Regions from separate parts of the Homo sapiens genome. Here region 2 is linked to region 1. Evidence: chromatin contacts called from ENCODE Hi-C or POLR2A ChIA-PET data. All regions are on one chromosome and are shown on one strand. Each heading gives the region's core, a stretch centred on a gene start or an enhancer-like site at or near the end of the contact. The rest is flanking DNA. Distances are from core to core; before and after follow the strand shown. Region 1 overlaps RAB1A (RAB1A, member RAS oncogene family). Region 2 has its middle 41 kb from the start of ACTR2.

Region 1 (5,260 bases), core at 787-3,286:
CGCCTGGCCTGATCTTAGAATTTGAAGGAGAGACTAATATTTCATGGGCAAAAACAATGAAAAGTTACCTTTCTGTATTCTAATACTATAGAGGAGTGGGATTTATTTAGAATGTTTTAAGTATCTTGGGCAGTCCAAGAGTGCGTATCACTTATTTTTCTTTTCCTTCTTTCTTTTTAAGTGGAAGTTCACTGATGTTAGAGATCATAGGTGGCATTGCCTACTTTTTACATAATTTTATCATGTTTAGTGATCTGTCAGAAGGGCTGTGGCTGTTTGCAGTTTTGGCTTAAGCCATGCATGGGCTTTATAGGAGATGTAGTCTTCACAGTGAGTTGTTATTTGTAGCTGTGTTTTTGTTTTTGTATAGCTTATAGCAATGCAGTGTGCTTTTTATTAACATCATTTTCTTTTTCTTTTTGCAGTGATTATTTATTCAAGTTACTTCTGATTGGCGACTCAGGGGTTGGAAAGTCTTGCCTTCTTCTTAGGTTTGCAGTAAGTTGAAATTGAAATGTCTTTACAATTAATGGTACAATTAATGCTATGTATGTTTTCTAGGTAGATAAAATTAAACAGTTTTATTCAGAATAAGTTAATTCTTCCAGAATTTATATATTTAAAGACTCCAAATATACATCCCCAGTGGTATCTTGGACTGTTAAATAGAAAAATATTGTTGCTCTTAAAAGAAATTCAGTGAAGTATGGTTATAAAGTCAGAATGTCTAATACTTTTGGTCAGAGTCAAACAGCAGTTCCAATATAGGCAGCAAGTTAAAGGGGTAGTTGGTGGCCTGTGTTGAAAGCGACTTGATGAAAATAAATCTTTAAATTAAACTTTAGTAGAATAAGAAGAAAAAGCAGAGCCAGGTGACGCAGTGGATCATGCCTGCAGTCTCAGCTACTCAGGGTGCTGAGGGTGGAAGGATCACTTGAGTCTAGGAGTTTTGAGACCAACCTGGACAACATAGCATGACTCTGTCTCTGAAAAAAAAAGTTAATAAAAGAAAAAGTAGGGTCTTGGACAAACTTCGTTGGCCAATGGCATAGTTCTAAATGCTGAAGCTGACAGATAAAGGACTTTTGACTTAACAGAATCCACAGTGTCCTTCATAGTCTTTATCAACTACCTTTAAATTTAGCATGTTTCCTGGCCAGGTGCGGTGGCTCACGCCTGTAATCCCAGCACTTTGGGAGGCCGAGACGGGCGGATCACAAGGTCAAGAGATCGAGACCATCCTGGCTAACACGGTGAAACCCCGTCTCTACTAAAAATACAAAAAATTAGCTGGGTGTGGTGCCACACGCCTGTAGTCCCAGCTACTCGGGAGGCTGAGGCAGGAGAATCGCTTGAACCCAGGAGGCGGAGGTTGCAGTGAGCTGAGATGGTGCCACTGCACTCCAGCCTGGCAACAGAGCAAGACTGTCTCAAAAAAAAAAGAAAAAAAATAAAAAAACAAATTAGCATGTTTCCCTTCTAGAGATCATTGTTTCTCAGAGCATGGACCAAAGACTCCTGGGGGTTACCAAGACCCTCTCAGGTAGCCCATGAGGTCAAAATATCCTAATAATACTAAGATGTTAGTATTTGTAAGGAAATATTTACTTGGTAATAATACTAATATAAAAGATGTTTGCGTTTTTCAGTGATGACATTGGCTCTGGTACAAAAGCATGTGGGTAAAATTGCTGCTGGCTTGGTACACATCAAGGCAGCGCTAAGCTCCAAATTGTACTCATGGTGATGGCATTCTTTACCTCTGTGCCCTCACAGGAACAAAAACAAGCCGTGCCATTTTTATTGAAGATTGTCCTTGACAAAACAGTTAAAATGATTAATTTTTGAAAAATGTTGATCCATGAGTATTCCTTTAAAAATATTTGTGAAGAAATGGGAAGTTCACATAAAACAATGTTTTTTTTTTTTTTTGAGACAGATTCTGGCTGTGTTGCCAAGGCTAGAGTGCAGTGGCGTCTGGCTCCCAGGCTCAAGCTGTTCTCCCACTTCAGCCTCCCAAGTGGCTGGGACCTCCCAAGTGGATGCGCCATCATGCCTGGCTGATTTTTGTATTTTTTTGTAGTGACAAGGTCTCACTGTGTTGCACAGGCTGCTCTCAAACTTCTGAGCTCAAGCGATGCATGTGCCTCAGCCTCCCAAAGTGCTGGAGAAAGCACTTTTTACTGCATACTGGCTAGTGTGTTGGTTATTTTGGAGAAAAGAAAAGCATTTGTAGTTTTTTGAGTTGTAAGCTGAGCTAACTGCTTTATTTTTTTCTGTGGAACACCATTTCTTTTTTTTTTTTTGAGATGGAATATTGCTTTGTTGCCCAGGCTGGAGTGCAGTGGCACAATCTCGGCTCACTGCAACCTCCGCTTCTCGGGTTCAAGCAATTCTTCTGCCGTAGCCTCCCAAGTAGCTGGGATTATAGGCACCTGCCACCAAGCCCAGCTAGTTTTTGTATTTTTAGTAGAGATGGGGTTTCACCATGTTGGCCAGGCTGGTCTCGAACTCCTGACTTCGTGATCCGCTTGTCTCAGCCTCCCAAAGTGCTGGGATTACAGGCGTGAACTACTGCACCTGGACATTTTTTTTTTTTTTTTTAACTTGAAAGAACAGCTAACAGACAGATTAGAACAGAATTGGCTATTTGACAGATTTTCTCAGATGAACTGTGATAGTCATTTCAAGGGAAGTAGCTGCAAGCATTTGTTGGCTGAAATAAAATTTAAGTTTATCATGGAAAATTAGAATTTGAAAAAACTTAGAGTTTACCACTTGACAGTATCCTAAATACATATGACTTTTCTGATGAGTGCCGATATTAATGAAGGTTATTTAAAAAATATTAAATAATGTATAATTCTTTTTATATAACAGTTAAAAATAAAACCATGAGTACTAGAATAAAACATAGGTGGCTCTTTAATCTTGGTTTGTGAAGGTATTTTTTAAAATAAGAAAAAAGCAAGAAATCACTGCTAAATTTGACTATTAAAATTAATTTATCACAGGCACAAAAATGTTAGAAAACTAATGGCAATAGCAAATATATATATATGAGGATTGGTATTCTCAACATATAAAGCACATTTGCACATCAACAAGAAAAGAATATTTCTCCTAATGGAAATAGTGGCAAATACATGAGCAGTCAGTTGAAAAAAGAAGTAATACAAATTGCTGGCTGGGTGTGGTGGGTCACGCCTGTAATCCCAGCATTTAGAGGCTGAGGCTGGCGGATCATCTGAGGTCAGGAGTTCGAGACCAGCCTGACCAACATGGAGAAACCCTGTCTCTACTAAAAATACAAAATTAGCCGGATGTGGTGGCGCATGCCTGTAATCCCAGCTACTTGGGAGGCTGAGGCAGGAGAATTGCTTGAACCCAGGAGGCGGAGGTTGTGGTGAGTCGAGATCGCACCATTGCACTCCAGCCTGGGCAACAAGAGCGAAACTCCATCTCAAAAAAAAAAAAAAAAAAAAAAAAGGAAGTAATACAAATTGCCAATAAATATGGAAAAAAAAAAAGGCTCAACTTTATTTGTAATTAAAGGCCTTTAAGTTAAACTTAGGTGTCATTTAATTTTTATTAAATTGGCAAATATTAAAATTAAGCATAATTCTTAAGCAACTCTCGGTAGGTGGGAAGAATCTAGCTGTAGCCTCAGGCGTTTGTGCCTCAAGGAAAACCCTCTCTGGGATGTCCATTGCTTGAAGTCAAAGGTTTTCCAATAATACCTGGAAACTATTTTTAAAATGCTGATCCCCATACCCTCAAAATATTAATAGAGACAATCGTGAGGACTATAATAAAGAAATGTGCAATAAGCTCTGGGGGCACAGAGGGAAGAATCTATTGGCTGAGGAGTTGAAGAAATTGTTTGGACACTCAGTATTGCCTGAGCTCAAAACTGAAGGATGAATAAATGCCACATGACCTTGGGGCTGGGGAGTAAGTAGGGTTATGCAGAGAGAGATAACTGAGGCTTTTGGGCAGACGAATAGTAACGGCTCAGGCATGGGAGTAAAGGTCATTTAGAGATTTACAAGAATTCAGCATTTCTTTCTTTTTCTTTTTTTTTTTGAGATGGAGTCTAGCTCTGTCATCCAGGCTGGAGTACAGTGGCATGATCTCAGCTCACTATAACTCCCACCTCCCGGGTTCAAGTGATTCTCATGCCTCAGCCTCCCGAGTAGCTGGTATTACAGGCGTGTACTACTGTGCCTGGCTAATTTTTGTATTTTTAGTAGAGATGGGGTTTCACCATGTTGGTCAGGCTGGTCTCCAACTCCTGAGCTCAAGTGATATGTGCACCTCTGCTCCCCAAAGTGCTGGGATTACAGGCGTGAGCCACTGTACCCGGCCAAGAATTCAGTATTTCTATCCAAGTACCTGGGGGATAGATGTGCTACATGAATATTTATTGCATTCATTTTGTTCTCTGCATTTTTTTTTTTTTTTTTTTGGTTTGAGATGGAGTCTCGCTCTGTCGCCCAGGCTGGAGTGCAGTCGTGCAATCTCGGCTCACTGCAGCCTCCACCTCATGGGTTCAAGCGATTCTCCATCTTGGTCTCCTGACTAGCTAGGTTTACAGGCGTGTGCCATCACACCCACTAATTTTTTGTATTTTTAGTAGAGACAGGGTTTCACCATGTTGGCCAGGCTGGTCTTGAACTCCTGATCTAAAGTGAGCCTCCCACCTTGGCCTCCCAAAGTGCTGGGATTACATATGTGAGCCACTGCGCCTGGCCTCTATATACTTCTATAGTACCTGATACTTATTAGGCACTCAATTACAACATAACTTTTTTTTTTTTTTTTTTTTTTTGAGACAGAGACATGCCTTGTCGCCTGGGCTGGAGTGCAGTGGCACAGTCTCGGCTCACTGCAACCTTCACCTCCCGGGTTCAAGTGATTCTCCTTCCTCAGCCTCCCGGGTAGCTGGGATTACAGGCGCCCGCCACCACGTCCAGCTAATTTTTTGTATTTTTAATAGAGATGAGGTTTCACCATCTTGGCCAGGCTGATCTCAAACTCCTGACCTTGTGATCCACTCACCTTGGCCTCCCAAAGTGCTGGTATTACAGGTGTGAGCCATCATGCCCGGCCCATATTTCTAAAAACATTTTCTTATAAAATGACATTGCCATTATCAACCTGCAAAATACAGTTTCCATTTGGTTGTTTTCTTGCTTAGTCTTTTAATCTAGAGTTTTATACCTTATCTTTTTTATTTATATATTTTTTATGTCATTGA
Region 2 (5,260 bases), core at 1,739-4,238, 83 kb before region 1:
TTCTAGGGAAGGATCCAAGAGGGACCCAGGATCCACATTTGGTCCATAAGAACCACCCGTACTTTGCCCTGTCCTCAGAGGGCGTGTAGTCCACATCTAACACAGCCCTCTCTACTCTGCCACCTCTGGCCACTTTGGCCTGGAGAATGTTTTCAGAACTCATCTCTGTACTACACAAACTCTAAGGACCTCAAGTCAGATTCTCCAAGGAGTTCTCTTGAGGTCCTTTCTGTTGCCTACTTAAAGTGACCTGGCAACTAACCAAACATATGTGTGTGTGTATATGTGTGCATGTGTGTGTATGTGTGTATATAGACATACATATCTGTACACATATGTATGTGTGTATACATATACATACACAATACATATATACATATACACACACATACAATTAACAGAAGACATATGGATGGATGGCCATAGGAGCATAATAGTCATAATCTGGAAACAATCCAAATTTTAATCAGTAATAGAAATGGATAAATAGTGGGCCTGGCACAGTGGCTCACATCTGTAACCCTAGCACTTTGGGAGGCTGAGCTGGGAGAATTGCTTGAGCCCAGAAGTTTAAGACCAGCCTGGGCAACATGGCAAAACCCCATCTCTAGCCAAAAAAACCCACAAAAATTAGCCAGTTGTGATGGTGCACACTTGTAGTCTCAGCTACTACTTGGGAGGCTTAGGTGGGAGGATTGCTTGAGGCTGGTAGGTGGAGGTTGCAGTGAGCTGAGATCCCACCACTGCCCTCCAGCCTGGGTGACACAGCAAGACCTCGTCTCAAAAAAAAAAAAAAAAAAGAATGGATAAATAATGGTAGCATATTTTTTAATGCAATTTTTTAAAAAAGAATGAACTACTACCACAATGTGGGTAAATTTCACAGGCATATGTTAAGTCAAAGAAACAAAATACAGGCAGGGCATAGTGGCTCACGCCTGTAATCCCAGCACTTTGGGAGGCTGAGGCGGGCGGATCACAAGGTCAGGAGATCAGGACCATCCTGGCTAACACGGTGAAACCCCATCTCTACTAAAAATACAAAAAATTAGCTGGGCATGGTGGCATGCGCCTGTAATCCCAGCTACTTGGGAGGCTGAGGCAGGAGAATCACTTGAACCCGGGAGGTGCAGGTTGTAGTCAGCTGAGATTGCGCCACTGCACTCCAGCCTGGGCGACAGAGCGAGACTCCATCTCAAAAAAAAAAAAAAAAAAAAAAAAGAAAAAGAAAAGAAACAAAATACAAAAGAATGCATACAGTTTGATTCCATTTATATGACTTTCAACAACAGGCAAAACTAATCTATGCTGTTAGAAGTCAAGATAGTAGGGTAAGTAGTGAGTGGACAAGAGGGAGGTTTTGGGGAGATCTACTGGAATATGCTCTAACTTAATCTGGGTGATGATTACATTTGTTACGTAATGGGCTTATACATTTCTACAGTTTCATCTAGCTCTACAGTTGAGATGTGTGCATTTTATTACATATATGTTTACTAAGAAAGTGAAAAGACAATTCACGGAGAAATTTTTCTCCCTATTATTCATACATTGCATTTTCATCATTTGATAACATGAGTTGGGGATTATTTACAAAGAATGCTTTAGTTGTGAGGACATTCTAAGCCTAAAACTGGCAGAGACATTTCAAAAATGAAAATGTTATGTCTAAGGAAAAACAGCCCTCTTCCTTTGCTGCCTGTGACCGCTGTTACCACACTTCTCAGGTTCTCCTAAGCGAGCAGCGTGGCTTCCTGGGCTTCTACCAGAATTTACCAGCAGGGGTCAGCCCTGTACAAAACCCAGGCGCTTGAGCCTCCCGTGAATTGGAACTTGCTCTCTGGTTCTGTCAAGCCATTCTGGCCTTTTAGCTTTCTCACTTCACATTCCCAGCTACACTTCCTTCTGCTCTGTTACCACCACCCACTCCCGTGATCACAACATGGACCAGAAACTTCACAGCCTTCCTCACTCATTCAAACACGCTCTCCTCTCCTTCCGTGCTCTCAAGTAACCCCCGCAGCAACAGTCCTTTCAGCTTAGCAAGCTCTTCAGTCCAAGCCCTGCTGCTTTCTCTCCATCCTGCAGTCCCCTCCTCTCTTCACTCTCCCCTTTTCAACCCAGACATCACGGGTCATCAATGAAATCACTTTTGCAAACACCTCCAACTCTTTGACCATTCTAGGCCTCAGCTCCTAACCCCTTAGGATTTTCTGGCCGGGCGCGGTGGCTCACGTCTGTAATCCCAGCACTTTGGGAGGCCGAGGTGGGCGGATCATTTGAGGTCAGGGGTTCCAGACCAGCCTGGCCAACATGGTGAACCCCGTCTCTGCTAAAAATACAAAAATTAGCTGGGTGCGGTGGTGGGCGCCTGCAATCCCAGCTACTTGGGAGACAGGGGAATCGCTTGAACCCAGGAGGCAGACGTTGCAGTGAGCCGAGATTGCGCCACTGCAGCACTGCCGCTTGGGCAACAAGAGTAGAAAAAAAAAAAAGTTAAAAAAAAAAAAAGGATTTTCTGTTGCACTTGGGATAAAGTACAAAGCCCAATACAGAGCCCCCAAGGCCCTGAGTGACCCAACCTTGGGCTGGTATCTCTCCCACCATGACTCATGCACAGCACTCCCCTCTCCATGTTTTCCACTCTTCCCTCTCCCAGTGGAGAAAAAGTCATTTCCTCCAAGTCCACTCTCTCATTCTCTTTCCTAACAAGGGGTTTATTTCCTTCAAGACACAATATAAAACTTTATCATATTTGTATAATTGCGTATTTAATGTTTGTCTTCCGCTTGGGGCTGTGCACTCAACAGAAGCAGTGCCAAGCACTTGCTAGGTTCATAGAAGACACTTAAGTGTTTGTTGGCCAGGCGTGGGGGCTCACGCCTATAATCCCAGCACTTTGGGAGGCTGAGGCGGGCAGGTAGCTTGACCCCAGGAGTTTGAGACCAGCCTGAGCAACATGGCGAAACACCGCCTCTACAAATAATTGAAAAAATTAGCCGGGTGCGGCCAGGCGCGGCGGCTCACGCCTGTAATTCCAGCACGTGGGAGGCCGAGGCGGGTGGATCACAGGGTCAGGAGTTTGAGACCAGCCTGGCCAACATGGTGAAACCCCATCTCTACTAAAAATACAAAAATTAGCCGGGCGTGGTGGCACTCGTCTGTAGTCCCAGCTCCTCAGGAGGCTGAGAAGGGAGAATCGCTTAAACCTAGGAGGTGGAGGTTGCAGTGAGCAGAGATCATGCCACTGCACTCCAGCCAGGGCGACAGAGCCTCCAGAGCGAGACTCCGTCTCAAAAAAAAAAAAAATTATCCGGGTGCTACTCGGGAAGCTACTGTAACCCCCAGCTACTCAGGAAGCTGAGGTGGGAAGATCTCTGGAGCCTGGGCTGTTGAGGCTGCAGTGAGCTGAGATTGCGCCACTGCATTCCAGCCAGCCTGGGTGACAGACTGAGACCCTGTCTCAAAAAAAAAAAAAAAAAAAAAAAAAAAAAAGAAGAAAGAAAGAAAGAAAGAAGGAAATGTTTGTTGAATTAGAATGTCAATCTAGACCTTGACCCCACCAAGACAGAAGACAGGTGTAGTGCCCTCTGTTATTTAGAAAAATAATCGTAGTAGCACTTTACATTTGTATAGTATTTGTCTTTTCAAAGTACTTTAACATCTATTATCATAATAATAAAGATAGGTAAAAATAGGTTGCATACAATAGGTAAGTGCTATTTTCCCATTTGACAGGTTAAAAAAAAAATGAGTCACGAAGAAAGTTGGCTAAAATATCAGAGTAAGGACTAAAGCCAAAATCTCTAACCTACCCATTTGTACATCTTAATTAGTAAGTAAATATTCTGTCTTATGATCAAACTTGCAGTTGAGATAATAGCTTAATAGGTAAGTGTTCAGCCCTAGAGACATAATGTTCAGTTTCCAAACCCAGCTCCAGTACTTAACTTGCTGTGTGACCTGGCACAAGTTACCTAACTTCCCTGAGCTTCAGTTTCTCCATGCTTAAAGTGTGAATAATAATGCCTATCTGAGGTGGTTGTAGTGAGGTTATAAAGAGTATATTGCTAGGAGTGGTGGCTCATGCCTGTAATCCCAGCACTTTGGGAGCCCAAGGTGGGCGGATCACCTGAGGTCCCGTGTTCAAGACCAACCTGACCAACATGGAGAAACCTCGTTTCTACTAAAAATACAAAATTAGCCAGGTGCGGTGGCTCATGCCTGTAATCCCAGTACTTTGGGAGGCCGAGGCAGGCGGATCACCTGAGGTCAGGAGTTCGAGACCAGCCTGACCAACATGGAGAAACCCCATCTCTACTAAAAATACAAAATTAGCCGGGCGTAGTGATGCATGCCTGTAATCCCAGCTACTCAGGAGGCTGAGGCAGGAGAATAGCTTGAACCTGGGAGGCGGAGGTTGCGGTGAGCCGAGATCGCACTATTGCACTCCAGCCTGGGCAACAACAGCAAAACTCCATCTCAAAAAAAAAAAAATTAAGTAAATAAATAAAAATAATAAAAAATAAAAATACAAGATTAGCTGGGTGTGGTGGCGCATGCCTGTAATCCCAGCTACTCGAGAGGCTGAGGCAAGAGAATCACTTGAACCCGGGAGGCAGAGGTGGCAGTGAGCCAAGATGGCACCATTGCACTCCAGCCTGGGCAACAACAGCAAAACTCCATCTAAAAAAAAAAAAAAATGCTGTAATATTTTTCTCTCCTGCAATTATTAATATAAATATATAAGAATAATGACCCTTAATGAAACTTGTGAAGCAGATAAATCCATATTTAAATGGAGGTTTCCCTGGAAAGCTAACACAAATGATTAATAGGTTGCAATCTGTTAGAACAGACTAAAATGCTTTGTTTATTTACAATGAGGCCTCTTTCTCTATCTTTGTTATAATCTATTAACAGTTATTGCATGGCTACCTGAGGTGATGAATCTGCAGGAAAAATCTGTTAAAAGTACAATAAAAGCATTCTTCCCTATTCTAGTACTTTATAGAATTCAATAAACTATTAACAGCATAGGACAGAATGGTCTGTATCCTAATTAATGTTCAAGGATGCAAAGTAATGAGGTCCAGCCTTCCAGTTTTCATTTAAAAAACTACAAAGTTTTCTCTCATACCCATAGTCGACTTTTCAGAAGTGTTTGATTCCTTCCTTTTATTTAATTTTCAAAATAATGAGTTGGTTTTCTAGCATTCTCCAAAAATGACCAATGAGATTTTTAAAGTAGAATTTTGGA

The links. A loop is a pair of places that touch in the nucleus more often than their neighbours do. ChIA-PET counts read pairs that join two places held with the same protein, here RNA polymerase II (POLR2A). Pooled maps may share reads with other maps.
Region 2: a loop to region 1 is called in a pooled map, with 2.7 times the contacts of the local background. The contact joins two enhancer-like sites. A Hi-C loop is called at or near these places in 1 of 168 maps with a recorded cell type or tissue (vagina) and 3 of 50 pooled maps. POLR2A ChIA-PET finds 5 or more read pairs at or near these places in 8 of 52 experiments (Caco-2, HepG2, PC-3 and 4 more).

What each region holds. Positions count from the first base shown.
Region 1 is chr2:65,099,972-65,105,231 of GRCh38, reverse strand. It overlaps RAB1A (RAB1A, member RAS oncogene family), which reads left to right. Exons shown (of 6, transcript NM_004161.5): 2 at 426-498. Among named protein-coding and RNA genes, the nearest start is that of RAB1A, 28 kb to the left of the region's middle. Within about 2 kb of position 2,036, at least 4 of the 41 ENCODE cell types and tissues checked have a DNase peak (open chromatin) inside an H3K27ac peak, as active enhancers do.
Region 2 is chr2:65,183,964-65,189,223 of GRCh38, reverse strand. No RefSeq gene overlaps it. Among named protein-coding and RNA genes, the nearest start is that of ACTR2, 41 kb to the left of the region's middle. Within about 2 kb of position 2,988, at least 6 of the 41 ENCODE cell types and tissues checked have a DNase peak (open chromatin) inside an H3K27ac peak, as active enhancers do.